3 separate regions of the Homo sapiens genome follow, and regions 1 and 3 are each linked to region 2. Evidence: chromatin loops called from intact Hi-C (ENCODE). Cell type or tissue: Calu3. All regions are shown on one strand. Links, peaks and the distances in the headings refer to the core of each region. The heading gives the core; the rest is flanking DNA. Region 1 overlaps ARHGAP24 (Rho GTPase activating protein 24). Region 2 overlaps ARHGAP24 (Rho GTPase activating protein 24). Region 3 overlaps ARHGAP24 (Rho GTPase activating protein 24).

Region 1 (10,170 bases), core at 1,111-9,110, 100 kb after region 2:
TTTAGAAAATGACATTTGTTCTCCAGCTTTCTCCTGAAAGCATAACAGTCTCTCCTTTTTAAAATTTTTCTTTCCACTCAGAAACCATGGTAAATATTTCATCATTGGGTAGAACTTAGTGCGGGCTGTATTAGGCACAGTCTCTGTTTCAGGGGTTCTTCTGGAGGCTGATCATGAGGAATCTCTGGATGCAACTTCAGCTGCATTGTTACTGTGTTTTCACAGGAGGCGATCGAGATCGGATGACAGCAAATCATGAAAGCTACCTCCTCATGGCAAGCACCCAGAATGATATGGAAGACTGGGTGAAGTCAATCCGCCGAGTCATATGGGGACCTTTCGGAGGAGGTGAGTGTACTTTAAAATCATGGAAAAACAGAAAGGTAGACCAAACCTGTTCATCCCTTTCCCCCAGCGAATGTTACTATTAGCTCCTGTATTCAAGTGGGTGAATGTTAAAATAAATTGTAAATTGTTCAACATTATTGTTAGACGTATGTCTTCGTAAATCCTACAAGTTTAATTTAGATCATGTATAATTATAACGAACCTTCTTCTGTGAATATGTTGAATGATAAAAATGGGTGGGTTTTTTTTTTAGTTTTGGATTTTCCCATATTACCGACAATACACTGTTATGGGACTCATACTGTAAAAGTAGATTAGTTAAGAACATCTAGATATGAAGTAAGAAATTTATGACTAGTGGTTCTGGAAGATATCCCAGCCCCCAAATGCTCAATTGTATCAAAGAGGAATGCCAAAACTTTTGATAATAATCTGATGATTATTGGAGTAAAAACATCCTTCAGATCAGTTAAGTGTTGGTAAATTTGAAAGTAAGTTTTTAAAAGGTTTTAGTTAACACAGTGTTGAGAATGCACCATGTCAAGAACGAGCTAAAAAGGTGCTATGCATAGAACTGAACAAAGGAAGAAAAGATAAAAGATGTGATCTAGGTATGCCAAGAAACAGAAAATAGAATCATATAAACAGAAAAAGTATTCAACGAAAATGAGCAAATGGACCAAAAAAATAAAAGCACAAAATTATTTATCTACAACCACAATATATTTCCAAGAACATAATGCCTAATTTTTATATGGTGATATAGTTTAAAATAAATTGTGTTAGGTCAAATTCACACTTTATAAACAATTACAATCCTTATATTTATTTTCCATTCTTTTGTATATTGTCAACACCCTGAATTGAGATAGTGATTTTTTTTTTTTTCTCTGAACAGATCGGACACTTCTTAGGCTGACTGACCATTTTATATTTTAGAATAACTTCAAAAGCTTAGTTTTAAAAGTTGGTAAGTTGAAGTTAAAATAGTAAAGATTCATTGAAAACATGATATTTTACTAGATTAATGGCACATGTTTGTAATATATCTATGTTTTAATAATATCTTCTGTTAAGGAAAGGGAAGGTTCCTAACCAGGATGACCATTCATTCCAGTTTCCTTAGTAAGAGAGGTTTACAACTTTTGTCCCAGGCTAATTACTGTTTGTGCTACCTTTCATTCCCACGGTGTTCTAGTTTGGATGACAACACATACGGTTACCTTATTCATAACCCAGAATGGCTAGCAAGTGACTATGTAAAATATTTGAAAACACCAGCTGAATCCCCACTCCAGTACCTTAGCAGAGGATTCCTCATAGTTATGCAGTAAGGAGTCCCCCTTTATCCATGGTTTCAGTTGCCACTGGTCAACTGCAGTCTGAAAATATTAAATGGAAAATTCTAAATATAAACGATTCACAAGATTTAAGTTGCACGTTGTTTTTTGTAGCATAATGAAATCTCATGCTGTCATTCCCAGGATGTGAATCGTCCAATTGTCCAGTACATTTACGCTGCACACACTACCCGCTGCCCATTAGTAGCCATCTTGGTGATCAGATAGACTGTCAAAGTATCACAGTGCTTGTGCTCAAGAAAGCCTTGTTTTACTTAATAATTGCCCCAAAGGGCAAGAGTAGTGATGCTGGCAATTTGGATATGCCAAAGAGAAGTCATAAAATGTTTCACTTACGTGAAAAGGTAAAAAATTCCTGATTTAAGAAAAAAAAAGTTGTATGCTAAGGTTACCAAGAGCTACAGTACAATGAAATATCTTGAAAGAGAGACCATGTTCACATAACTTTTATTACAGTATATATATTGCTATAATTGTTCTATTTTATTAGAATATTGTTATTGTTGTTAATCTTTTACTGTGCCTAATTCATAAATTTACTTTATCATAGTTATGTATGTATACGAAAAATATAGTATATAAAGGGTTCAGTAATATCTGAGATTTCCGGTGTCCAGTGGGGACTTTTATCCCCTATGGATGAGTGGCTACTGTACATGAGAGACACATACTCATCTGGTAATGTTTGCTAGCACCTCCAGGGTAAAGGGTTTGTGGGGAGCCTGAGGATGAATCTTTTCAAAGCTCCCATTGTCTCTAAAGACACTCTTCTCCCCTTTATAATCAGATTTCTGGAATTCCTGAGTTCAGAAGAATCTTTAATATCTACTGAAGAATATATTTTTGTTGAGGGATTATTTATATCAAGTGTTAGTTATTTTCTCCCCTTTCTCCTCTTCCATCTGTGACTTCCTGAAAAAAAAAAAGAATGCCATCCAGTTAATTTATCCAAATAAATGGCCACGGGCAGTCACATCAACCCAGAAATCTCAGAAATAATTCCAGTGGGACTGGGTGAGCTGTATATGTGAATCTTCAAATTCATGAACCTGGAAGGGACACTCAAATAGTTGATTGGTCTATAAACTTTATTATATGAGACCTACTTCAGGGATTTTACAAATGCTTGATTTGAATTTACATTTAAAGAGATGTATTTTAGCATATAGCACTCATAATAGAAACAATGCTTCAAAGAATAAATCTTCTCCTGCCCTCTTTGTTTAATAAGTATTATGAGACTGCAAGGCAAGCTTTTAAAGTATTCATTTAATTTGTAAGAAATCCTTTGTGATTTCTCTGAATATCAGAGTTTGCTAAAGTTAATAGAGCACACAAAACAAAATAGAATGTTAATACTGATAAGAGATCCCAACTGTCAGCCATAATCTTGGGTTTCAGATGATATATTAATCTAAGATTTCAAATGTTCCTATTAATATTAATAAATTCTGTTATTGATTGAATTTTAAATAAATCTTATAAATTTTAGTTTTAAACAATAAAGTTATATGACCCAAAAACCCTTTTACTTATGTTACACTGTGTATTACGTTTCCACTTAACATTTCATTGAAATTAACTTTTCTGCCGATTTGCAATATTTTAAAACCACTGTTTTAGTTCAACCTCACATTTTGTGGATTAAGTCTTTAAGACCCAAGGAGGATGAAAAACTTGCCAAGTGTCACACTGTGAGAAGCAGAAGTAAGAAGAAAACCCATGTGTTCCTCCTGCTTTATAGCAAAATAGTGTGATCTATTACTTCTACTGTGGTAGTAAAGAACCCACAATTATAAGTCCATGCCTTATTGATCGTATATTCTTCAGTATATGAAAAATAATAAAAGTTTTTAAACATACAATAATTAGAATTAATATAGTTTTATGAGTCATTCAAAAGTACTAGAATTGATACCATCGAGCAATTAGAAAAAAAAATCTGAAACAACCCAAATGTCCATCAACAGATGAATGAATAAACAGAATGTGAAGTATCCATAGAATGGATTATTATTAAGCCATAAAAAGGAATGAAGTACTGATACATATAACACCACGAATGAAGCTTGAAAACATTATGCTAAGTGAAAGAAGCCAACCACAAAAGAGCACATTTTATGATTCCATTCATATGAAAGTATAGAACAGGGAAATGTACAGAGACAGAAAATAGATTCGTGGTTGCTTAGAGCTGGGATGGGGGGATGAGGGGGTGATGGAGAGATAGCCAAAAGATACAGGGTTTATTTTTAAAATGAAAATGTTCTAGAATTAACTGTGGTAATGGTTGCAAGTATCTGTGAATATACTAAAAACCATTGAATTGTACATTTTAAACTGGGGGATTCTATGGTATGGGAATTATATCTCAATAAAGCTGTTTAAAAAATTCTGAATTGTCATAATCACCCTTCATAAGAGAATGCACTTTCCCTTCCTATCTTAGTTATGAAACCCAGGCCCTGTTAATACTAAATGAAAAGCACTTGATTAGATGGTATCTGTAAGGAAATTTAGAAGAGGAGGTGACATATCACTCTGATTTATCAATCACAGTATACCACCTTTGGATATGTTTTAAATGTATCTGTTACAAAGAGGGCATTTCATTGTGGCAATTTTTTAACCTGTGTTTTTAAAAAGCTAAAGTTTTTCATGAGGCACTGAAGCTTATCTTTATTCAGGTTGCACATATATGCAAAATATTCCCTCTTTGCCATTACAATAATAGACATTAGATTAAAATATAGGAGACACCTGAGGAGCTTGTCTAGTTCTTCAGTCTCCTAGAAATTAAAAACTGTTAGGTGGAAATGTAAATAAAATGTAGGGTTTTGGAATGATAGGCCTTTCCTTCAAATGAAAATGAATTTATAAAATACTCATATGGGGCAGGGAACCAAGGGAAACGTGAAAAGTGTTGAATCTACATAGCTCAACTTTGTGCTACCTGCTGAAAACCCATGCACAGTTGCTCCTCTAGTAATAATGCTAATTGAGAGGCACATGGTTTCTGCATAAAAGTCAAATTCAAAAATCTGAATGTCAAACATTTATTTAGCTTTGGGAAGGTTTCGTTTTCCTTCCTTCCTTCCTTCCTTCCCTTCTTCCTCCCTCCCAACCTCCCTTCCTCCATCCCTCCCTCGCACTCTCCTTTCCTTTCTTCCTTCCTCCCTCCTCCTTCCCTCCTTTCCTCCCGTCCTTCCTTGTGTATTTTTATACTGGGTTTCTGTTCAATTGTTTTTGAGGCAATATTTATGGAAGTGTCTAGTCCGGAATCTGAGATCTGAGGAGAGTGAAAATTCATTAATAGTTTTTTTGTTTTGTTTTGTTTTGTTTTGGAGACGGAGTCTCCTTCTGTTGTCCAGGCTGGAGTGCAATGGCGCATTCTCGGCTCACTGCAACCTCTGCCTCCCTGGTTCCAGTGATTCTCCTGCCTCAGCCTCCCCAGTAGCTGATATTACAGTCGCCTGCCACCACATCCACCTAAATTTTTTTTGTATTTTTAGTAGAGATGGGGTTTCACCATGTTGGCCAGGCTGGTCTCAAACTCCTGACCTCAGGTGATCCACCCGCCTCAGCCTCCCAAAGTGCTGGGATTATAGGTGTGAGCCATTGTGCCCAGCCCAATAGTTCTTGTAGCTCTGATTGCTTAGCCTAATGTTAGCTACTGCCAAAATCAGGTCTTTCCTGTATATTTCTGCCTCCTAATGAAAAGAGTTGATTCAGAGACCCAGCAAGGCAGTAAGAATACTATTTGTGAATAATCCTTACAATGAGTAATTGGTATGCAGGCAGACAGAGGTTAATTAAGAGGCAACGTGGTCAGGCAACGTGCACAGACCAAGTGCACAATCTTGGATATGTAGTTTTACTTCCCTTGCCTTTGGTTTTACTCACTTGTGAAATAAGAAAATTAGAAGAAAAAAATGCTTTCACTTCCTGTGAAAATCCTGTGATTACAGGAGTTCCCTGTAGATCAGTGTTCAGGTCAGTGGATTTTTCTATTGGCTGAAGTGCTTGAAGGGCAGCACTGTCTCTGTCTTCGTGGTGCTGAGTTACACTTTGTGGTTCTTTATTTTCTTAGCAGCGTGCTGTGACACAGAAGGTAAAATACCATTTGAACCACAGGGCAGAACTAAATAATAATAATCCTTTCAATGACAAAAGATTACCTACATGGGCATGCTAGTCAGAGTAATGATGTTTTTAATGGAAAGACCTTTTTAATACTCCTCATGGTCTTGTAAAGCTTCTGCCAAATGGCTGGGAAGGAACACAGAGGCCTTGGGGGTCAGTTGGGGTTAAGGCACTAGCATTCCAAATCAGTTCATGGAACAACCAGGTGGATGAATGATTAACCCAGCAAGTAAATTGTTCAGTGAGTAGGACTGAGAGACTTAGTGGACATGGGGGCTGGGGTGCAGAAAGTACGGGCAAGAGCATGGAAGAATGTTGAAAACAGAATTGGTTTGCAAACCATGCCTAGAGAAACATATATGTGTGTGTAAATACACATACAAATATGTGTTGATGTGTTTGCAGCTTTACCCACAGACTCTTTGCCACTGGATTTTAAACATTTTTCTGTTTTACAGACACACACATACACATGTATAAATATGTTTTCAGGGTATGCATGTTAAATCAGTGCTCACAAATGAATTCAATTACAAATCATTTGAAAGAAAGTAAAACTTGTATGGGAGGGGAATAAATGCAGGTATGAAGGGGCAAAAAGTTTACCCCCTGGGGGTTGGTTTGGTGCCCTGTGATTTCTGGAGGGGCTGAGCCAGCCAGCTGTAAAAGTGCTACACAAGACAAGAGCTGGGAAGTCAACACAAAGTCAAAAGAAAAAGAAAGGAGTTTGTACCGTAGCGTGGCATTCTCCCTCCTCCCCTCATCCTGTTGTGACTGCACCTGCTGAATGTGACCGGCGGGCACTGGAAGCAGCCGCAGCCACAGCCTTGGTGAGGAGCAACCGCAGCCCTGCCAGCTCCCTCCCAGTTCTCATTGAGAAAAGGGGAGACGGAGCAGGAGGAGGGGGAGGAGATGCTCCCTGCAAAGCTGCCTCCCCCCACAGATCCAAAGAGCCTCTTGGAATGGGCACTCGACTGTTCTGACGTTGTGATTCTCTCGGGAGTTTGAAGACAGAAAGGAAAGGGGAGAAACCTGCAGAGAGCATCAAAGGATGGGGGGTGCTATAAAAGAAGCAGGGGGGTCCTTTGAAAGAAATCTATCATGCACTGAAATGCTTTCTGGAGAAGGTGCCATTATTTTCCTCCCCTCTTGCTCAGATGAAAGGAGCCAGCAAGGACAGTCCTGAAATATTCCTCAGGGGACTTTTTGTCATTGTTCCTCTTTCCTCTTGCACAGAGCTATTTGCTGACCTTTCCAGAGGAATCTCAGTCCAGCTGAGAAGACAGTTCTTAATAAAAACAAAAAAATGCAAAAACCAATTCCTGCTGTTTGAATGGGAATGGTAGCTTGCTTGCTGCAGTTCTTTTCCTGTGACATTTTGGAATGTCTGCAGAAACTTAAAAAAAAGAAAAAAAAAACCTTAAAAACTCCCTGGATTAGGCAAGAGAAAAGGAAGTTTTTTTTTGCTAAACAGGAGTAAATGAGAGGTGGTAACTTATCCCTAAGCCAGGACCTGGATGATCAAAACCTTCAAATTCTAGGGATCAGCACTTCAAAAATAACAAGTAAACAAGCATGAGGAGTGGCTGTTGGGTTTCGCTCAGAGGCAGGTTTTAAAGGAAGCCAAAACCGGGTTCAGAACTTCAGGCCTGTACGATGCCTGAAGACCGGAATTCTGGGGGGTGCCCGGCTGGTGCCTTAGCCTCAACTCCTTTCATCCCTAAAACTACATACAGAAGAATCAAACGGTGTTTTAGTTTTCGGAAAGGTAGGTAGATAATATGTTCATGTCCTTTTTATAAATATAAATAATATTATCTTAGGCTTTAAGGTCTGTTTATGCTCAGATAAAATGGGAGTTTGGAAACCAAGAGCTTAGGACTGTACAAGAGTGATTTGTGCGTATCCTTGCTTGTCTATACTTATTTTCTGAGGTTCATTTAAATGTGTATATTATTGTCTGTGAATAGGTGGGGTAGGTGGGGCTTAAAGAATAGTGATCCTATGGGGATCACCTTGACTGACAGGGGACTAAGTAAGCTGGGCTGACCGTCCTCAGAGGAGGGGCCAGAGTGATCTTGGGCCCTTCCTAGACCCAAATCAAGCAGCCATGTTCTGACCCCTCAAAACAGGGCCCTCGCAAATCCCTGTGCTGTGTTCCCGTCACCTTGTTTTGATTCTGGCTGCCTGTGCTTGCCTCACCTCCCCTGTTGAGAAAAATTTGATAATCGAATTATTCGTGCTGACCCATTTTCAAGAGGCTTTCAACCATATTGATGAATATTTGCTGGGAATAGGAGTCACCCTGACATTTCAAATATATCACAAGGTGGCACTGGGAGAGGGCAAAGATAGAACTATCAGGAACAGGGGTGAGAACATAGAACAACTTATGATCAGTAAAAGAAACTAAGACATTTCTGAATTGACTTATTTGGGGGGAGTTAGAGAATACAAAATAGGTAAACTAAAATGTTTTCAGGAAAAGTTTATGGATCAAAATATTTATAAATATCTTTTTGCTTTAAAATAAGAATAATTAAATGGAATGGCTGTTTAAGTAGAAACTAAGTAATTATAATGTTAATGACATGTGCAGTAAGCTAATAATTTAGTCAGGTGCTGAGTTGAATGACATCTAGGGTTGTTTTTTCTCCCCCACATCTTTTTTTTGATTTGCCACCCATTAATTAATCTTCCCTAGTTAGTAACTAACAAAAAAAAATAAGAAAAATCAAAATTACAAAATACAGTGGGAACTTTTTTTTTAAGGAAACCATTGTTCCTGCAGAGTGCTTTCCTTTGCGTAGCTAAGACCTGGCAACAATCACCATCATATATTATCAGCAAGGATTTCAGGTGTTAATTTACATTCCTATCTCATCCACAAAGATAATTAAATGAGAGATGCATGTCTCATATTTTTATAGATCTATAGGGATTTTCTGAATACCATAGGATTGCATCATTGGTAGAGAAATTAACAATGACAGAAATTTTTAAAGGCTCAGGGACAAATTGCTTAAAGGATAGTTTCCCCTTCTAGTTCCCCAGCCCATCAGAAACTAAATTGGTTCTATGCAAACACGACTTTTCAGGGTTACTGCTGTCCATTTGTAACATGAGATGTCTGGAGGATTATTAATGTATCTTTAAAGGACTTTTTTTTTTTTTTTTTTTTGGCCTTTGTCACCTTCCCGTCTCCCATAGAATCCTTGTGAACACACTGCTGTTCCCGATGCCTTCCTCCCTTTCTCCTTAAATACTAAGCGGGGAAGGCAGTGCCTGGGAAGAACATTCCCATGGACTGGCAAATGGCCAACACTGGGTAGGGCACAGCTTCCATCTATCCTCTCCCGGGGGGCTATTTTTAAAGGCTGTCCTTTTCTCTTCAAAGCCTTAGTAGTTTGGGGAATGTCCAGCATTTGAACCAGGATGAAGAGTTTTTTTTATTTACAAAGCTGTATTCTGTCGAAAGGAGAAAGGAGAGGAGGTGCAGGAAGCGTTCAGCGGTTTTACGCTTCCTTTCCATTCTCTGGAGCCCGCTGCATCCCAGGCTCTCTCTGTTGAAGTGCTGCGTGCCCACAGTTCTGCAGTGGGGTCCTGGGAGCACGAGCGCTCAGCTGCTGCAGCCCCAACCCGCCGCCACCTTGCTCTTGCTGCAGTCATCACTCAGGGCAGCAGCAGCATGACGCACAGGAGCTTTACATCTTTCTTGAAGGTCTGGCCTTGAAAAGAATGAACTCGCCTCTCAATTCTGGGTTCCTAAAACCATGCCAACTTAAGAAGAGTGTGTTCTTTTGTGCTTTATTTAATCTCCTGGGTACTTAAGTGTTTCAAGAAGTGGCCTGGGTTTCTGCGTTCCTCTCCCAAGCCTGTCCGAGAACATCAGCTTAAGTCATTTTAAGGAATGCAATAAGGAGAATGTGTGAAGCCAGGAAAAATGCCTAGAGGTAAAAAAATGTTGACGTGGCTACTTTTCCTGATCCACATGTAAAATATATATATTTTTTTACTGTTGTCAAAAGTAGGCCAACAGCAGAGGAGACATGCTGCATTTCTAGCGGTTTTAGAAATGCTGTCAGGATAAAGTGTGGAGTTGAGTAAAAGTTTCCAGAGGCCTGGTTACATTAGAGCTTGCATGTTGTGCAAGCTGAAACTCACCTCTCAGAGCACCTTTCTCTTCCAGACCTCTTCTGTCCTTTGCTGCCCTTTCAACTCTCATTCTTTGTTTGGATACTAATTAAGGTCACTGAAAATGATTTCCCAGTGGTTTGAAAAATCCAGGAACCAAGAAACATCTATTAGGCAGGAAGCT
Region 2 (10,170 bases), core at 1,022-9,021:
CCCTGCCTCAGTCTCTTGGACAGCCTCTAGACTACAAGCACATGGCATCATGCCTGTTTAATTTTTTAAAAATACTTTGTAGAAAAAATATCTCACTGTGTTGCCCATGCCCATGCTGGTCTTGGACTCTTGGCCTCAAATGATCCTCCTGCCTCGTCCTCTTAAAATGATGGGGTTACAGGTATGAGTCACCATGCCCAGCCTATTATTTTTATATGAAGGCATAAATTATTAATTTTTTAATTAGTTTTTAAATCAACCAAGATGAGATTTAGAATAATATCAGATCATTACATAAAAATATAATTTAGGTGTATTCAAACTTTATTCAGCTTCCAAAAATAACTCGAATGATAACACTATTACTTAAAGAGTAGGAATAATGCAAACCTATGCATTATTTTGGTTACAGGCCAAAGCGAAGATAAAACATATGTAAAAGTATTTACTGTTTTTCTTAAGAGAGTTTATTGGTGATTGTTGTTTTGAAAATATTACAGGTTTATATTTTTGAGCTCTAGCTCAATAGTATCTGAGGAGCATAGTGAACTTACAATTTCATTTGTGTTGACTTTCTAGTTAAAGAATAAATCCCTTTCCTTTGAAATGTAGCCTTGGTCAGCTGATGGAGCATTTTCTCCATATATGCATGTTAGGAAAATTTGTTTCAATTTAAAAAGGAAACACATGGCTATGACTTAACTATTAAAAAGTGAAATGTTCAATTAATGTGGATTTGGTCTTTCTGTTTTTCCAGTCCCTCAAATGTTATTTCAACAAACCAAAAAATGAGTTTTTTGGTTTGTTGAAATAACAAACCAAATAACAAGCCAAGTCCAAATATTCTGACTTGGCTTAAGACTTTTGTGCTGAAGACTCTGTTCCCAAGAAGATTTACATTGAGGACCCAAGTCTGCCATTTAATTAACAGGCTGTTTGTTGATTTCTTGTAATGCTGAATTATTTACCAGCTGTCTCCTGGTTATGTCAGAAAGATGTAAAGAATGCAAACAAAAATACAAAATAAGACACAGGTAACATCAGCAATGTAATCTCTCCCCATGCACCCTGCTCACCTCCAAACCAATATATGTTGCTGTTACAGAGGAGATCTCTCTGAAATACGTGTTCATGCAACACAATATTTTAGAAGACAATACATTTTCTTGATCATACATGTGTTGTTAGTTCACCATTTCTTTTTTAGAAATAAGCAGTTACCCCAAGACTATGATTATACATTCATGAATGTATTATGCTCTTTATATTTATACCATATCTATTCTCTTTATATTTGAATTTATATGCACTTGCTCCTGCACACACATACACACACCTGCCATATTCCCTGTATCACTTTTTTATATTTTAAAAATCAGTGAAGTCCAAAGTACACTATATTTCCTTATATTATAGGACAGCAGCATCTAGAATTTTGTTATGTGTACCCATGAATATTTTTAATGCAGATGATGAGAGTAATGGTAATAACATGTCTGAAAACTGGAATTTTTTCACTTGGCAGTGATTATAAGCATGACAAATTAACTTTGTCAAAAAAACTTCAAAAATGATCTCTTTATTATGAACTAGAGTTACTATTTTCTGCTCTTTCTTTCTTTCTTTCCTTCCTTCTTTCACTACATTGTAGTAGTGGCCATTGAAGAACATTTAGAAAATGCTAAAAGATCAGAAAGAAAATAAAATTGCTGTAATTTCACTACCTAGAGATAAAAACTATTAACATCATAGTGCATATTTTCAGATTTTTCTATATATTGAATATTTATTACAAAATTCGGATCATATTGTACCTACTATTTTCTAATATGCCTTACTCAGTAATGTATCATAAAATATCTTATGAAAATCCTAACACAGTCCTCTAATTTCAGTGTGATTGCATCATGGCATATGAATATACTTTTAGTCATTTAAGAACTAGGGGCATTGACACTAATGCTTTTGAAGGCTTTTCCCTCAAGGATTCAGTTGGTGGCAACAGGAGCACCAATGTTCCCATGTGTCCCAGGCTTTCTGAAGGAACCCCACATGCAGTGTTTTGATGGAACAGCAGCTGACACTGTTATCACTCAGCTCAGGCAGCTGGGTGCCTGAGGGCCTTTCCTGGCCATGAGCCACCTGACTAAAATGGCTTATGCTTTAGGTGTGTGTGTTTGGGGAGGGGGTACAATTATACTACGAGGCTGTATTTTGACAAAGATTTCAAATATGTTCAATGACCTTGTTTGTACATCTTAAAGCTTTAAGTGCCCAGGAATTCCTTCTCCGGAGTTCACAAAGGGATAATCTTCAGGTTCCTTCCTTCCTTCCTGCCTTTCTCCCTTCTTCCCTAGCTCCCTCCCTTCCCTCCCCTCCCCTCCCCTCCCCTTTCTTCCCTTTCTTTCTTCTTTTTCTTTTTCTGAAACCACTTAAATGTATTTAGGAAACTTTGAATGAAAGTAAGACATTGGTTCTTTACATCTTAAGATAGAAAAGGCATTAAGAAGTACATCTTTCCCATCTAGAAAAATATTACCATCCAGCAAAAAAACACAATTATATTTAGAAATACAGTAAATTATGACTGCTCAGAAGGTGTTTAATTTCATGGTTTTAACTCTATAGCTGTGCCACATTTTCTAGAATAGGTTAAGAGACCTCATACAGATTATCTTTAAACATCTACATAAGATGGTTGCTAAAAGCTTTCACATTTTGGATTACTTTCATTTTTATGCCTAAATGACTTTCAGTGTTTCGACAGTATTTGCTCTTCACAGCTTATAAGTATTATCATTTGGAGTTGTTTCTAAGGCCTAAATAAAAAAGCCACATGGAAGGGAGTGGCAGGGGAAATGTGTTAGAAAAATACTTGTCTTCATTAGTTCACACACTAGAAACAACCCCATCCGACTCATCCATGAACCCAGTACTACCCTAAGTGGAAATACTACAAGGATTTCAGGCCAGACCTTCATGAGTATCTGTGTGAAATGAAACATTGCCTCTAGGAAACATCAGGAAGGTATCATTACTGGGCAAGGTAGCATGAACCAAATAGAAAACCAAAACATCTTATTTATTCTCCTCACTGATTGCAAATGTCGACCAATTCTTCTGGATGCTTTCTTCTTCATACTTTTAAACTTCAGTGCAAGTGTCTTTTCCATATATGATTCTAAAATCCGGATCTTAAAATCCAAGAGGAAAAAAAAACAACATAGAGGTTCAGAGACAAAGGGAGGAAGCAATGTGCTCTTATTTTCTGCCATGGTAATTACACTAGGGCAATACTAGCAGTAGTGTTTGAGAAACTAAATACCCGGCCAGGTTGGTAGCTCATGCCTGTAATCCTAGCACTTTGGGAAGCCAAGATGGTTGGATCACCTCAGGTCAGGAGTTCAAGACCAGCCTTGCCAACATGGAGAAACCCTGTCTCTACTAAAAATATAAAAATTAGCCAGGTGTGATGGCATGTGCCTGTAATCCCAGCTACTAGGGAGGCTGAGGCAAGAGAATCACTTGAACCTGGGAGGCGGAGGTTGCAGTGAGCCAAGATCATGCCACTGCACTCCAGCCTGGGCAACAGAGCAAGACTTCATCTCAAAAAAACGAAACGAAACAAAACAAAAAAAAAGAAAAGAAAAGAAAAGAAATACCTTAGTGGGGCAGTATAATAATTTGAAGAAAGTGCCTAAAACTCTGTTTCCACTTTTATTGTTTTTCAATTGAGATATCTGAATAATTGAAAACTGACTTCAGATAAGATTTAAAACATTTACAGCTGGGAATGACACTTACTTAAAGGGTAGAACACAGACACATACATGTAGCCCTGCAGTTCAGACTCTGCCTCTAGCTTTCCAATAAAATTGGTTGAAAGAACCTGCCAATTTATTAACATCCTCAAACCCAGGAGAAAATTATGGCTACTGTACTATATTCCACACTACAGTTGAAAAAAAGTGTTCTGCTACATCGAAGGTCAAGAGATTGCCTTGCTTCCTTAAGAGCATTGTTAAAGGTCTGATAATTTAAGAAAATTAAGATAAAATAATGCATTATGTGTATGTTACAAAAACCAGAGTAATAGTCTACTATACAGAAAGACTTCTGAACTTGCTTCTTCAATTGAAAAACAAGCAGGACCCAATTTAAAAAATAAGTATTGGCACTAGTAATAAAAACTGATTTTTCCTTTCTGCATCCTGCAATGAATTCATTGTTAAAAAAAATCAAAACTCATTTTTCTAAAAATCTCTGGACTCTTTGTAAAAGTTAACTTTCCTAGTCAATATCCTCAAGAAGTTTTCCGGGTGACTTGTATTCTTGTCTTCCCTATTCTCACTATATAAAAACCACACTTTATTTCCTTTCTTTTTCTGAGAAAGCTGTAAGGTAACTAATTTACTCAGACTATGGAACTCTAGACCATGCAGATCTTGATTGTAATTCTAACTTCACCATTGACCTTTAACAGTGTACAGGTTAATTATGCTTATCTGTAAAATAAGAATAACAGGTATCTCCTAGGATTATTATGAGAGCTAACTGAGATAATATACATAAAGTTCCCAGCTCCCAGCCCTGTGTGTCTCATAAGACGGGTGGCCACATTTTCAGTTCCTTTCCTGTTCTCCACCTGTCTCCCTCCCTCTGTTCCCCGCCCCTCTCCACAACTCGACCTCTAAAAAATGCTTAAGTAATTGTAGAGAAATTAGCATGAATGCCCAGATGCATTTGTTACTGAATAACTCAGCAGTGAACTTGGCATTCCATAGCTAACCTTTCCCCTTCATTAATCCCCTTCTCCATCCCCCTCAAACACAGGAGTACAACAGGATGCCAGGCGAACTATGTAACCAACCATGCACGTGAGCATTTTCTCCCAGAATTTTGACTAGTCTTGTTCTGCCTCAAACACTAGACGGGGCTCATGCTGCTCACAATTAACTGACTCTGGCCATGTGGTGGCTGCCCTCAAGATCTGCCACAAAGAGAACAGCAGTTCAATAAAATCTCGAACTCTATTTATAGCCCACTTGAAACAAGCAGTTTCCTTGAAGCCCAAGAAGCCCTCCTTGAGAATGCAGCAAGTAATTTACTAGTCCCAGTACTCACTGGGGAAATAAGAGGGAGGAAATGCAGCAAGTGCATTTTTTCAAGTACTGCACATATAGAAAGCATTTTGTCCTACACTCTGTCCCATTTCACCCTGATGTCACCAGCCAAGGAAGTAGACAAAACAGGCACTAGTAAGAAATCTCTGTTTTATAGATTACAAAACTGACACCTAGGAGGTTAAATTGCTAATGAACAGTGGTGGTTGGAGAAGGAGGTTAAAAAAATTGTCTAAAGGGTGAGAATAATTTCTTGCTCATGCAATCAATCTAAAATTCAGTTAAGTCATTATTTACCTATTAAAAAATATATACAACTAAGAAGAAATGTTTTGTAAGGCACTTGCAAGATTAAAAATTGTTCCTTCTCCACTTCTAAGAAGATCAAAATATGAGAAATAAAAACTTAGACTCTACAGGGAAATATTTATTAACACGTTTGTATCTATTTATAATATATACATTCAGAGTGATTATATTTTTGGCAAGAAATGCCTTCTTGAAGACCCCCAAAATTAAAGTGTGCATGCATAATCGAGACTGATTTTGAAAGATGATAGGAATTTTTATGAGAAATTTAAATTGATTCTGTCAGCTCTGAAATAAATACATCTTTACTATATTTTAATATGGAAGTTTGCATAATTCCAGTATGTATGCAAAATGCAAGACTTTATTATATGAGTTTATGGGCCAGAAATCATTTTGCTCTTAGAATTAATTTGATTTTGGCAAATACTTCAATTTTCTAAGATCCTTCTTTAAGCCCTGTTACCTGGAAACCTGAAAAAAATAAACAACTTTTGGGCTTGAGAGGGATGTCTGGGCAATTAGAATAGCTACACTGAAGTCTGCCCGTGTGTGTGTGTGTGTGTGTGTGTGTGTGTGTGTGTGTGTGTGTGTGTGTGTGTGTTTAGAGAGAGAGAGAGATTATTGCTTAAACAGTGCCCCTGGGTTGGTTGCTTGGCTTGGTGCCATTTGGGATTCTCAGATTTTATTGTCCCAGCTCTGATTTACGGAGTTCAGAATCTCGAAAGGCAAGGTGTCTGGAGTTTAGGGTCTTTCCATGACAGCCCCTCCTCTTCCCTGTACACTCCTTTTGCTTGTGGTCACCTTGTGGTGACCTTGCAGGACTCAGCGTTTTTACCTGAGCTCAGTAGCTGGGGAGCCCACTAGTGCTGGGGAGCGAGCCGTGGTTTCCATTCCTGGGTGATGGAGTCATGGGAGAAACTGCAGTGAGCAAACACAGTAGGACCTGAGTTGGGCTCGAATGTGCTTTAAGCGACTCAGGACAGAGCAGCTGCTCTGTCTCCCAGCTTGCAAGTGCAGCCTGCATTTGTCACTGACCACTGAAGTGTATGTTTGTGCAAGGTGAGAGCTGGGTGCTTTGTTCTTAATTTGGAGACAAATTGCCAGGTATTGTTGTTGATTGTGTTTAATAATTTGGGGATATTTATATCACCACAAATTCAGGACCTAGACTGTGTGCGGTTTTATTTATACCCTTGTTTTCTGTCATGATCCATTCAGCTCTCCACGGTGTCTACATTGTGGCAACAGATTGGACATAGTGCTGTTCTTCCACGCTGAAATGTGATCGTTATAGTGCAGTGTTTCTTGGATTCTTTCGTTAATCGCTGCTGCCACATGATGTATCTGTTCATATACAGAATTCCAGTGCTAATTTGAAGGAATATAAAAACTGCTTCCGATAAAAATCTAAATTGCTATATTTGTTTAGTGCTTGCTGTGGTGTATTCTTTGCTTTACCCACATTTTAGTGGTTGAAACTTTGAGAGAGTAGAGTGCCTTAGGATTTGATCTGTTGACAAAAGCAGTGGGAGTTTTTTGTGTAATTGCTTGTCAAAATGAAAACAACTACTTGGCCATTTGTGTGTGTCTGCGTGTGTGTTTTTTTTTTTTTAAAAAAAGCCAAAAGAAAACCAAATAATACGTGCTATCTTTTGATGTACTTACAATTAACTTAATCAACCTATAAAGCTTTTGTTATCCGCATATTTGAATTTTGTAACCTTACATTCTGTGTACACAGGACAATACAACTGCTATGTAAGCTTGTAGAAGTACATGGGAACGCAGAGTATTACTCACTATGAGTCTGTTACAATAGGAATTAAAATCATGCTCTTGGGTTAACAGACCTTAATCGTGGGTCAGTTTTGTATGTTGGCTACTTAAGTGAACCCATAAACTATAAAAAGGAGATACTTTTTAAATATCTAAATAAATATATAGGAGGTTTGTATTTCTGAGACTCGTATTTGAGAAAAGGGAAAAGTATAGGAATTTGGTACTGTGTAAGTAGAAGAAGAAAAAGAATATCAGATTTTAAAATGAAAAAGAAGATAATACATTGAAATGAGGAATAATTATGAGGGAATACCAAAAAATTACTCTAACTGCTCAAATTTTTATGTCTAATGAAAGAACAATAGCATACTTAAAAAATTTAGAGTCAGCAGAAATGAAGCCAAGAACAAGAATTCTTAATAAAACATGTCAACCTGTGGAATGTACTTGTCAGTTTTAATTAATTTGGATTCTGTTGCTGAGATTAATAAAATGAGAAGGAAAAAAGGAAATTTAAATTTTTTATTTAAAATTGATATCCATTTTGATAGACTTTAAAAACTAATGAAGTAAAATAAATTTTATTAAAAGGCAGTGAACATTAAAATTATTCAAAACAATTAACAAAGAACATATAATATTAAAATTATCTGTCCCACTTTTAAAGTATGTCAGTTTTGAAAGAAGATTCTAATACTGTAAACTAGATCGTCACCTGTTCCTACATGCATGTGGAATGCCAAGTTCCTGGGACACTCTCTTCATGGTTCCTTGCTTTCAGACTCTATGTAAGAGCACTGTGGTATGCTGAGCAGAAACACCTGACTCTAACACTGTAATGCTTTCTATGCGAGTTAAGAAAAAGTTTCATTTCACAGATGTGGAACTTGAGGTGTACAAAGAATTGATGATTGGCATTTCTATATGGGAACCTGTACTATATTGGCTTTTCATGATGTAAAATTTGGCTGCTTCTTGAAAAGAGTTTAACATGACTATCACCATGACTGAAAAGATGTACAGGAAGGCCTTGTGTAACTGTTTTATCAACACAAGAGTATTCATCCCTCTGTGAGGACTACAGTCTTGTATGTTCAGATGTGGCATCCATGTGAACCCATGGTCAGCTTCTATGTTGAAACACTAGAAAGTAAGTCACCTATTTGATGAATCATAATCAGTGTATACAGCCAAGAAAAGCCTTTAATAGTGTCTGTGTTTGTTCTTTAGATAACTAGCTTACCTCAACATGCAAAGAGGTTTAAAAAGGTTTAGAGAATTTAGGTACTGACCTCAGAGCACATGCCAGTCTGTTCAAACACATTTACTTCTATGCAATTAAGTTCTCCTAGTTAAGGGGAAAGATTAGCCTTTATTTACATATTTGATAAATATCTCTAATTTTCTAAAATGCTTAAACTCCCTAACACATTGTGTCCTTGCTTTCTTCCTTCTTTCAGCTTTACACTTTTCTTCTAGACTATAAACTCACTAAGTTCTTCATTTGCTGAACCTTCTTTCTTTCTACACCTTGGACAAGGAAGCAGTTTTGATGTATCCCTTGGGACCAGGGAAAATCCTACTTCCCTTGAAATCAAGAGATTACTGCCCACTCTCTGAGCAGAAAATGGGAGAGTGAGTGGGAAAGAATGAGATTAGTGGCTACCAGGCAGCAAGGGCCACTGTGTCCATCGTGCCTAGCATTTCTGCTATTCCTACTTTTTTAATCCATCTAGTCCGTTGCTAGGCTTGGGAACCTACCTCAACAATTGTTTATACATACCGACATAGTTACACTTCTACAAAGGCCTTTGGTAAACTGACAGTAAATATGACTTTTAGCTTATGGGATTGGCTTACAGCACTATCCGTCATTTGTATGTCTCTTTACCTTGGCCACTAAGTTCTATTTTGCCTACTAACTCTTCCCAAAGCAGTATAGATTCAGATAATATAATGGGCACTCACACAACTTTTAACTACTATTACTTCTAGATTCCTTAAATTAGGCCTCGGTTTTTTGGAGAGAAGAAACCTGGAGAGCAGGGTACGTGATGTGATTATTTCTCTGGTAGATTAGTCCTGAGACCACAGTGTTCTGACAGTCACTGGGCTCCTCAGTGGACCGCTGGCTATAAGGACTTGGGAGCTGGAGTAGGAGCAGATGGCAGCAGGTGATTCTCCGTTGGAAACAGGGAGTATAAACATTTTCTGCAAGTCTGCTCAAGAGCCCTGCCTCATTTATCTTGAATGCAGTGTGTCTTCTAAGGAAATAAAATAAATACAGCCTGGTTGCTGGAATATGACTGCCTGTCATTCTTGGCCCCTGCCACAGGAGGTACCCACTAAAGTCATTATATCAAATACATATATAATTCCTGCTATTTAAACATTTAAGTTATTTCCATTATGCTAGGGAAGACCTCAAATCGGATTCTAATATCTACCTATGTTCCCTTCAATAGCCACCCATCATCATAAATAATAAATAATTTTTAAAAACACTGATGACCAATACAACATAAACTCTTTACACATTAAGAGCCCCAAAATTCTTTTCAATACGTAATTCAAATAATCAGTAAGACAATGTAATTACAACTTCCAAGTATTTCTAATGGGCAAGGAACCATCAATAAAAATTATTGCAAAGTTTCCTATTTATAGGCATATTTGACCTTAAGGGAATTTTAAAGAACACTACTCCAATATATTAAAATCAATAAAAAGAGAGACTTTTACATTTTAATATTTTTAAAGATTGGCATGCTTTAAATATTTTTATGATAAAGTATAAAACCAACTGGAGTGTGTTCCTTCTCCAACTCTTATTCTTATACAATGGGCTTTCATTTGACTGATAACTTATCAGAACACACCAATGTGTTCAGAGGGATTATTTTGTGGCTATAAAGAAATGTCTCCACCTGGTACCGTGGCTCACACCTGTAACCCC
Region 3 (10,170 bases), core at 1,362-9,361, 84 kb after region 2:
GAGAAAGAAGGGTGAGAGATGATTTACTAACCAGCATTTTTTTAAGTCATACGGGCTAGCCAGTAAGCTAGGCATATTATGTACATTATCCCATTTATTACAAGAGATTGTCTTCAAATCTTCTTATACTTTCAGAAAAGACAGTCTGTTTTTTTGGCATGAAAAAAATTGTGATAATTAACTCTTACATACTATATGAATATTCACACCATATACTCACTTCCCCATGTTTCTTCCTTCGTTCATCCCTTCCTCTCTTGTTCCTATTTTTCCTTCCTTTTTGGAAAATAGCCCTGTGCAATTCACTCAGTAAGTTTCCTTGAAAATGTCTGCAAGTGAATAAAGAACTACGCTTCCACAAGTTCTGTGTGGAAAGAGAATTCCCTTGCATTTGTTTCCCACTGAGCATCAGTCTTCTCCCTGAGCTTCTGTTGCACATTAGTTTATTGTTGCACCTTACTCCTAAATGCATGTGAAGAGCACTTTACCTTAAATGATAATAAATTGCCATAGTAGGACTGTCAGAAGCAGTCGGTTTCTCCCACCCCCATATTTAATGATGCAAGGCAAAAAAAACTTTATATGCTTGGTTTCAAGTATGTAGATGATCTCAAATTGTGCACTTGGGTTGCTTTTCATATTTGTTTCACCTTGGTTTGTTCGTGGCACTGTCACCTGTGTACCAATTAGTACACTGGACATCTGCCAAGAAGGAGCTGAAATAAAACCATCAGCTCATTTTTTCTTGGCACCAAGGTCACTGCTAAGCTGTATTTAACCTGGAGCTAGAGGCTAAAGACATTGTTTAGTGAAGGAGTAGTAAAATGCAGAAGCCTTATAATAAAGAGAGAATGTGCAGACACTTATTAAAATTTTTCACTCTTCTCATGGAAAATAGTGGAAACCTATGATAAATATTTCAGAATTATGGCAACCACTATAGCATACAAAGTACACATTATAGATTTTTCCAGCATAATTAAACCCACCACTCACATTAGGAAGCTGCTTATATCACTCTGTTGTTCCTTATAGTCAAATAAATGAGGACACCCATGTCATATGGCTGGAGATGGTGTGCTTACTTGGTGGAAACTGGGTTGAGAAAGAAGGTACTAGTTAGGGTTGATAATATTCAAATGAAAAAGGCCAGGATCAGTCATGGTGATACTGAAGCTTAAAGCAAAAGCAAAAATCAGTAATAGTGATCCCATCTTAATTCTGACATTTTGCTCATTATGAATTTTCTATGATAACTAGTTTTTTAATGTTATAAAAATATTATTTATCTTGATTACTGAGTATTTTGGTGCTAGTTAAATTTTGTACTATCCTAGCTCTAGCTTTACAAGCTAACATAAACTAAGAGCAAAAGATGCCTGAAAATTATAGTGAAACAAAAATCACCATATTGACCCATATTTCACAGAAATAAATAGTGGATCTCCACATTTCATCATTACTAGCTTTTAAGATTTTTTTAAATAATCATAAGTTTGGGCAGTGTAGTTATTAGCATCATGGAAGTCAGTAATAGGTTGACTTATAAACAAAATTACATGAAGAGAGGGATGAAAGACAAAAAGAAGAGATTTTTTTTATATTTAAACAGGAGCTCATATCTTAGGCGGATTCCTCTCACTTGTTAGTCCACTCTATTTGTAAATTGGGGAGACATTTTCATCGTTTCTATTTTAAAGAAGGGAGAAAGCTTAAGTTCTGGCAGAAGGGAAGACATTGGTAAAAATGGAGACTGACTATGGAAGGAATTAATTGATTCTTTTCATCTTCGTTAGAATCAAAATGAATGGAAAAATAATCTGATTTACACGAACTCTTGCTTGCTCAGACATCTAGCTATGAAATAAGGACTCAGCCTTAGCTGAACTCTGAGCTCCCATATCAGAGTTTCAAATGCTGTTTTACCCCCTTGTAATTGTTAATATATTCCTAGTGTTAATATGTTTCTAGGTTCCAAGAAAAGGGAAAACCCTCCTGTGGTCAGCTTGTCATTTGGCTTTCCTGTAACTGCCAACTTAAAAATAAATAGACAAACAAATGTAGTCCATTTAATTTAAAATGTTATATTTATTAAAATGTTCAAATATATTTTTCTCATCTGAATCACTTTACAAAACCTAAGTAGACATATCCACAGGAAAAGACGTATTATCTTGATATTCATCAGGGATTATGCACTTTATCCTCTTTTTGAAATTGCTTTCTTGAATGACATCAACATGACACATTTTCTCTTTTTGGTTAGCTCCTCTGCAAATGAATTATTGGCTGATACATAATTACCAGCAAAGGTGCACATATGTGTGAGCATCTGTGTGTATGTGTGTACATATGTGCTTGTCTGCATATGTGTGTGTATGTGTGTCTAAGTATTGTACTTACCTAGAATGACCTTGCTTATATTGGGATTAGAAATTGGAGATTCATATGCTTGTTTATTCCCTCATTAGACAGTAGATTACTAATGGATAAGAATTGTGTCTTAATTTTCATTGTATCCATGGCTCTTAATTAGTTTGGTGCCTGCCATATATTATTGTTTAAGATGAACTCATCTCAAAAATGATGCCTTGCTGCTACTCTTCCTGTATTGCGGATCCTCTAATAGTGGAGAGTTACTTGCAAGCAGTGAGCCTGGAAAAAGGTGGCAATATACAGGAAGAGCAAAATAAGGCTCGGAAAAAAGGGCAAAAGACAATTCTTTTGGCAACCGTCTCGGAGCTTGGATGTAAGCTGGAGGAAGTTCAGAGCAGGTGGAAACCAACTCAACTTGAAAAAGCTACACTGCAGAAGAGACACTTGAGCTAGGTCTTCAAGCACACTAATCCTCACATGTCCTTATATTCCTCTCCCCATCTACACCACCATCTCAACTTTGGGACTATTTGTCAAAACACTTTTCAAGTTCCCCTGCTTTCAGAACATCCTCCCTGATAACATAAGTCAATATTTATTTTCTATTTTCTTAACAGATGATACTCCTTACTCTTTATAGCATAAATGATTGCACCTGACTCTGCTCAGTTCATGTCTTCTTTGCCATCTTCCTCATTTCATGGTTTGTCTCCTTATTAAGATCACAAGGTCCTGGTGGATAGAAAATATATATTATTTCTGTACTCATCACAGTGACTTGGCAGTCTTGAAAGTAAAAAAATTTAAGAAGGTGTAGCATTAAACTAGTTGTAAGTTATTATGTTTTTCCTTTGCACTAAAGTTGCTAGATATTTAGGCTTCTAGGAATGAGGAGAATGTTGTAATTTGAAAGGTACACATATCATTTATGCAAATTAAACTGTATCAGAGTCCCAACTGAAAAAGATGACACACTCAACAAAGGGGGCTTCTCTCCAAAGGGATTACTTACTAAAGTGTAATAATAATGATTCTAATAATAGTGAAGGAGATTTTCCAGTCTAAGAGACAATGGTAGAACTCTGAATAAGAGTTCCCTGTAGAAAAGTCTTCTAAAGAGTAGTGAGTTTTGGTCAAAATACAGAGCCAGGCATAGATAATCCCAGAGCAAGGGAGTCAGGGAAGTACATACAGATAGTATCGAGAACTGTTTACCTAACAAAAAGCTTTCTCAGATAATTAAAAAGAAAAAAAAAAAGAAAGCCTTAATGGAAACAAATTAGTTTTAATGCTCAGGATGTTGTAAACCATCAAGGGTCATCCCTACCTGAGTTTCAATATGCTTTAGGTCTAGCTTGTAGACATATTAAAGAACAATAAGTAATGAATGGAGCCAAATAATTCCAATTCACTAATCATTTAGCCAAGAAATATCTTGGGTTTTACTTAATTCAGCTTAACTGACTATACTTCCAGGTCTGATTTTGAAGTTAAAGGTTTAAGTCTTGCTTCCTTGAGGTATTCTGAGTGGGCTTAGGTTTTTTCAATATCTAAAATACTGAGTTTGCTAACTTTGAGGTGTTTGCAGAGTCTACCATAGAGAAACACAGTGATCTTGATTTAAACTTGCTTTCAACTACAAAACCTTCAGTAAATAACTGGATTTATATGGGTTTTCTTTTGTTTTGTTTTTTTTAATTTGTGGTGTGTGTATGTATGTGTGTAAACATGTTCCTCCCCATCAGATAAGATTAAGAAAGACTGCACATATCTGTTCCCTCTTTGGTGGCTTTCTTACATTATATTTAACAAAATATTCTATCACGTCTTATTGGGTAATGAGAATCTTATTCAAGGAATGTTGCCTTTAGTTTAGCAATATGCCTGTTGAATTGTCAATCTGTATTTGGACTTTAGCCAAATTTAGGTTGGTAATTACATATGAATCAGACAAGATGCCCCCAAACAGCGACTGGTTTACCGACTTCTAATACTGCTGCATAAACCCATGGGTGTTCATTAAGTGTTAATTAATGATGGAATGCTAGGTTGAATTGACTTGTGGATTCTGGCTGATTACTCTTTAATTTAAAATTATGAAATGCACAGCATCAATCTATCAGCAGGAAAGATCAAATTTTAATTTAATGAGGGTGTCTAGAAAATTGTAGAGCTATAGGAATTCAAAGAATTAGTTATTTGTACTAGATATGAAAGATCATGTTACAGGATCCTTGGGGTGTCCCTTTTCTGGCCTGAAACCTCTGGCCAGTGGCACCTTTGCCTGAGTGTTGCTCAGGCCCGCTGGGCTTTTTCCTCCTACTTGGCCTGGCAGGCTACATTCGGCTGACACTACTGGCCTGGATCCCACGCCTGCCAAGGGAGAGTCAGGCATGGAGTGTGTGAGTGAGCATGGGGTCCGGCCACTGCATAGTCAGACACACTGGCTGCTGCAACGGGACCTGCAGCTCCAGGTGCCGGCACAGGCACTGGCTCTCAGCCAGGCTGCGGCTAGACCAGGTGCACTGCAAGCAGCTTCACTGGCTGGCACCGGGGAACGCAGTGGTGCCCAGAAGCTTGAAAACGTCAGGTACCACAGGACCCCAAAGAGGGAGTCACAGCCCTGGCCTGGGGAACTCCCAAGTCTGAGCTCCCTGAGGGACCACGGTTCTTTTCTCCTCTTTGCCTGCAACGTGGAGAGCTAAGGGGCATGTTTCAGCCCTGTGTTGTAGCTCTTTTAGCTCTGCCATTCAGCAGGCTCCAAGTTCTTGTCCTGCGACCAAGAACTCAGACAAGTGGAGGGCAAGCAAAATGAAGAGGAGCTTTGTTGAGCAATAGAACAGTTCACAATAGACCCACAGCGGGTAGCTCCTTTCCACAGTCAGGGTGTCCCAACGAGTGTTCAGCTCCTAGCAGAGAGGAGAACCTGGAGTGGGAAGCTCCTCTCTGTAGACAGGTCGTCCCGTCATGTCTGCAGTTCTCAGCAGACAGGAGGCCCTGGAGTGTGTTGCTCCTCTCTGCAGCTGTTCGCCCTACAACTCCTGCTATTAGCAGAGAGAGTAGCTCCTCTCTGCAGGCAGGTCAACCCATCATCTGCTCAGCTCTGGCTGAGCCCAAGGGTTTCATGGGCCTCAGAGGGTTGGAAGTGCACACAACTGGTCCGTGGGCTGCCATGGGCAGCCCAGAAAAGGCTTCACAAGTTCCCACTCCTGTCCCTCGGTGAGACTGGCTACCTGGCCCCCAGCCTTCAGGTCATCCCCGGCCTGAAGGTGGGGCCTCACCCGAGACCCACCCCCTCCCATCCAGGAATCTGTCTGCCTCCCACTGGCTTTCATGGTGCCCTGCTCCACCCTGACTTTGCTCTGAGATCGGAGTGGACACTGGCAGGAGGGAGAAGCTAGGCAGCAGGGGCAGGCATTTCCGAGCCTGTGAGGGCAGGAGGGCCTTCCTGGGTCCTCAAGAGTACAGGAATGCCTGAGTCTGCAGCTGCAGTTTGGATGGCTGCAGCTGCACCTGCACCCAGGAGGGCGGGGCTCCTGCCTGCTCCACAGAGCAAGAGGCCTGGGTCTGCAGCCTGGTTTGGGTGGCTGCAGTGAAATCTGGGGAGCTCCCGCCCTAACTCGAATGGGGTGGGGCTCCCACTTGTACCGGGCTCCACTTGTCCCTGGCTCCTGCCGGCTTGTGCAGCTCTGGCAGTGCCTCCCTGCTACAACCTGCATGATGGCAGTGGCAGGCTGTCTGGAGCGGCCACTGCCATCAATAATACATAACCAAAAAAAAGAAAAAAAAAATTAAAACAATGAAAAAGTCCTGGCAACATTTTCTAGACACTCTAGCTTGCCTTTGTTTCTGTTTAATTTTAAAGAGTTTTAATTTAAATCAATTTTCTCAATTTCATGTAAAAAATGGGTGACTTTTAAAAGTTTTATCGTATTTGCTGATAAGTGGATGCTTATGAGAACATTGAAGACATTGTGCCTTATTTTGCTAAGGACAGTCACCATTTTTTAAGGTTTGGGAAGTCATTGAAGACTATTTTGAGAGGTGGAAAGGAGTTCCTGAAATGGTTTAAGATTTTTCAGCTTTGTGATGATTCCCTAAATTATTCTCATTTGTTGTAATTTTTAAACATAAGACTACAACAATATGCTTTTAGCCACCTGCAAATGATTATTGGGAGTCACAGTTTTAAGGAGGAAATTCAGATTTTTATCCACTTACTTAATATTATCTAAAATTAGCATACAAGCATTTGTATTAAGAAGCAGATACAGGTTAACATTCTTTATAAGAACTTCTATGTCTACAGTCAGTTTGGGAATAACTTGTGGCCTTCTGGCCTCCACTCCTTTTGTAGGGTCTTAAAATTACTTGTAATTAGAATAGGTGAGTCCCATTACAATTAGGTGAGACCCCCTAATTCTAGAAACAGATTGAAGAATTAACAGGGTGAGCATTATTTTCAACATATGTTGAAGGAAGAGTTTACTTGATGAAATCATAGTTGATTTGAAATATGTTTATATCAAATGAGTTAAGAAAATATCCCCAAGTATCCTTAGCTGTGGAAGTGATAATGGTCCTGAAATACCAATATTTTTCTCCATATTAGATTTTTGAAACATTATACAAATGATGTATGTTCTATGAAGCAGCGTGCCTTTATCTAAATGGTGGAGTTTAAATTCCAGGCCCATAAGAAAAATTTCACATCCTGCTCTCCCACACATATACACTGGAGCTCACAAAATCCAGAAAATTCAGACATAAACTGTGGGAGAAAAAGCACAATGGACGGTTAAGCTGTTGTGATTGCAAACCAATTGTAATTGCTTAAGATAAAAAAAATTTAAACCCAAATTAGAGTTTTTCTTATTTTTACACTACTACAATAATCAGTAGCTGTCATTTGCTGGGTGGAATAATTTAGTTTTGTGCTATCATAGTATTTTATTTCAAAATATCACTTCTTTTGTGTATACCCAAACACATTCTCTAAAATTGCTGCTATGTAAAATTGGGTAATTAGCATCCATAGCAGTTAACACTAAGAGATACTGTATGAAGAAAGTTGTTCCAATTAAATAACGTTGCCAATAATCTCTTATTCAGTAAATATTAAAACTTGTTTTAAAATAAAAATAGTAAAATTTAACTTTGAAAATGATTTATGAGTTTAACCACCTTCCTTCCTTATTTTGCCCCCAGGTAGAGTTGTAAAGAAAACTGCTCAATGCTATTTTTTTTTCTTTCAATAATTCTTTTCTAGATGTTTTCTGTATTTGTAAAGTAACATACTTTGGGGTGAAAGCGATTATATGGATTGTCGAACCTTATTAAAGATCCTGAGAAGAGTGAAAAATTTTTTGCATAGCTTTAAAAAATTATGGATGAGTCTTTAAACCTCATCTCTCCTACATTATCAATTTTTCCCTCTCCAATGAATAATTCCCATGAACATATAAACATTCCTTAATATTTCTCATTTTAAACCTCCTTGTACCACAACTCACCCATCCAGCCATTGCTGCCCCCATTTCTCTACTCCTTAATACATTAAAATGCCTGAAAGATTTGTTTAGACTGGCCTTTTCTGTTTGCTTCCCTCTGTAATCTTATGAACACATTCCAGGCAGAATTTCATTTGTGCTGATCTGTTGGATTGAAACAGCTCCTGTAAAGTTGTTCAAAAAACTTCCTCATTCCCTAATCCAGTTACCTACATCTAGTTGCCTAATCTAATGACCTCCATTTTCCCTAATCTTGTAGTCTATATTCACACACTTTTCATCTTATTTGACTTGTCAACAGCATTTGACTTGATGATCTCCATTTTTATTCAGCCTCTCTTGTTTCTTTCTTTGCCTTACTAAATTTTCTTCACCATAGCTACAGTATTACCTGGGGATCTCATTTAGGTCCCTGTCTTTAAATATCATCTCATTGGTGACTTCCAAATGTATGCCTTTGGTCTAGACCTCTCCCGTAAACTCCAGCCTTTGTTTTATTCACTGCTGTATCCTCAGAACTAGAATAGTGACTGGCATAACAACAGGTGTTCAATAAATGTGTTGAATAAATGAATGAATGCTCTGCTTTACCTCCTAGGGTTCTTGTAAAAACCAAATGAATCAAAGGATATAAAAGTAATTTGTAAACTGTAGATCACCCAGCAAGTGTCATCTGATATTATGAGTCTTGCAGATTTGTAATATTAATAAACAATAAAATGAGTAAGTTCTGAGGGAATTTTTAAAATGGATTTGAACATTTTAATCCAGATTTCAAAAGTGGCACGTCTCTCTGAATTCAATGTCCTATTTAACTCATCAAACTCTAGGCATCAGGGAAAGAGGTATAATGAATCTGTATTCCAATGCAAAGAGAAATACCTTAATGTTTGCTTTGATATAAGTATGGTATCTTCAATACATGAAGCTCACAAATTTGCCAGACTCAGTCATCTCAACATGAATGACATGTCCTTGCAGAACTAGTTGCAGGGTTAATCATTTACAATGCAAATAGGCATTTAGATAAGTTATATGATCCATAGCTTTAAAGCTTAGTACTTTCTGGCTGAATGGCTGTCACTGAAGGAATAAGACATGAATACAAGCTAATAGGATGAGTGTGGTTGAAATACATGAATTCTAAAATTTATAGCCTCTACCTGCTATAGCGAATTATCTTATAAGAGTAGTGGTTCTCAAACTTTATGATGCATCGGGATCACCCAGCAGGCATCTTAAAAGCACAGATTGCAGGGTCCCATTGCCATTTTGATTCAGTTAGTGTGGAATGAGGTCCAAGAATTCCCATTTCTAACAAGTTTCCGGGTGCTGCCGAGGTTATTTGCTGTCATCTTAGACGTATACACTGAAGTTTTCATCACATTTTAAGTAACCCTGCAATAGAGGGTTTATCACCATGTTTATAGGGAATATAAAGTTCAATATAATTTCACATTTCTTCCCCTATGTGAAGAATCTTTGGCCCTTTATCAACTTATTGAGACCTTCTTGTTTTTAACTTTCATGACCATTAGGAATGCCTATACTTCTCACCAATTTTCCTCAGTATTCAAGTCAACCATACCGTTAGAGGACATCCTGATAGAAAATGCCTTTAGTTTTAAGTTCATTTGTAAGTCAACAAACTCCCTGTCTTGCTCCTAAAGAAGTGGTATTCCATTTGCTACCTGTTGTGGATTATTGCACCAGGATTTGCTTTCTCTTGTAATTCTAGTCTGTATCAGCATTGGTGGAGGAACACTGATCTGAACATAAATACCATCTCTCATAGCAGCCTTCCTCCTATGTCAATCAGATATTTTGACATGAATCTCCCAACCTAAACCAAACTAAATTAGAAGAGGATATAAATTCTAGATACTTTAGCTCTGCCAAGAAAATGTTCTACCTTTATTTCTTGGAAGATTCTATCAGAAGAATGTAATTACATACTGTGAAGGAAGTAACTAGATTCTGAATCTCTGACAAAAGTGGAAGTCAGAATATACTGTTGGACTTAAATTGTTAACTTCCCAGTGTAATCTGGGAAACAAGTATTCAAAACATAATACATTATATCATTCTTATCTTTGACATGCTCAGCACAAATAGCACACTTTTGAAGGAATAAGTCCAAGAAATGCGAAAAATAGTGAAATATAAACTTAGCCTATTTGAGATTTTAAAAGTTTCATAAATCACTGAAAAGTAAATGTATCACAATTATACTTTTTTAAAAACATGACCAAAATAAAAGTCAATATTTACTTGAAAGATAAAT

The links. Peaks named below come from ENCODE experiments on the same cell type or tissue, not always from the same donor. Only the 100,000 strongest peaks of a DNase experiment are listed, where the experiment ranks them.
Region 1: a loop joins it to region 2, with 6 times the contacts of the local background. A loop is called at or near these places in 1 of 110 quality-filtered maps.
Region 3: a loop joins it to region 2, with 2.7 times the contacts of the local background. A loop is called at or near these places in 1 of 110 quality-filtered maps.

What each region holds. Positions count from the first base shown.
Region 1 is chr4:85,923,423-85,933,592 of GRCh38, forward strand. ARHGAP24 (Rho GTPase activating protein 24) reads left to right here. Exons shown (of 10, transcript NM_001025616.3): 4 at 226-348. Among named protein-coding and RNA genes, the nearest start is that of MAPK10-AS1, 190 kb to the right of the region's middle. In Calu3, for the core only: no CTCF peak of the experiment used is centred there; DNase peaks (open chromatin) are centred at 6,069 and 6,659.
Region 2 is chr4:85,821,482-85,831,651 of GRCh38, forward strand. The region is part of intron 3 of ARHGAP24 (Rho GTPase activating protein 24); the gene reads left to right. Among named protein-coding and RNA genes, the nearest start is that of MIR4451, 100 kb to the left of the region's middle. RefSeq lists an enhancer at 4,506-5,048. In Calu3, for the core only: no CTCF peak of the experiment used is centred there; DNase peaks (open chromatin) are centred at 4,830 and 6,320.
Region 3 is chr4:85,905,239-85,915,408 of GRCh38, forward strand. The region is part of intron 3 of ARHGAP24 (Rho GTPase activating protein 24); the gene reads left to right. Among named protein-coding and RNA genes, the nearest start is that of MIR4451, 190 kb to the left of the region's middle. In Calu3, for the core only: no CTCF peak of the experiment used is centred there; a DNase peak (open chromatin) is centred at 4,803.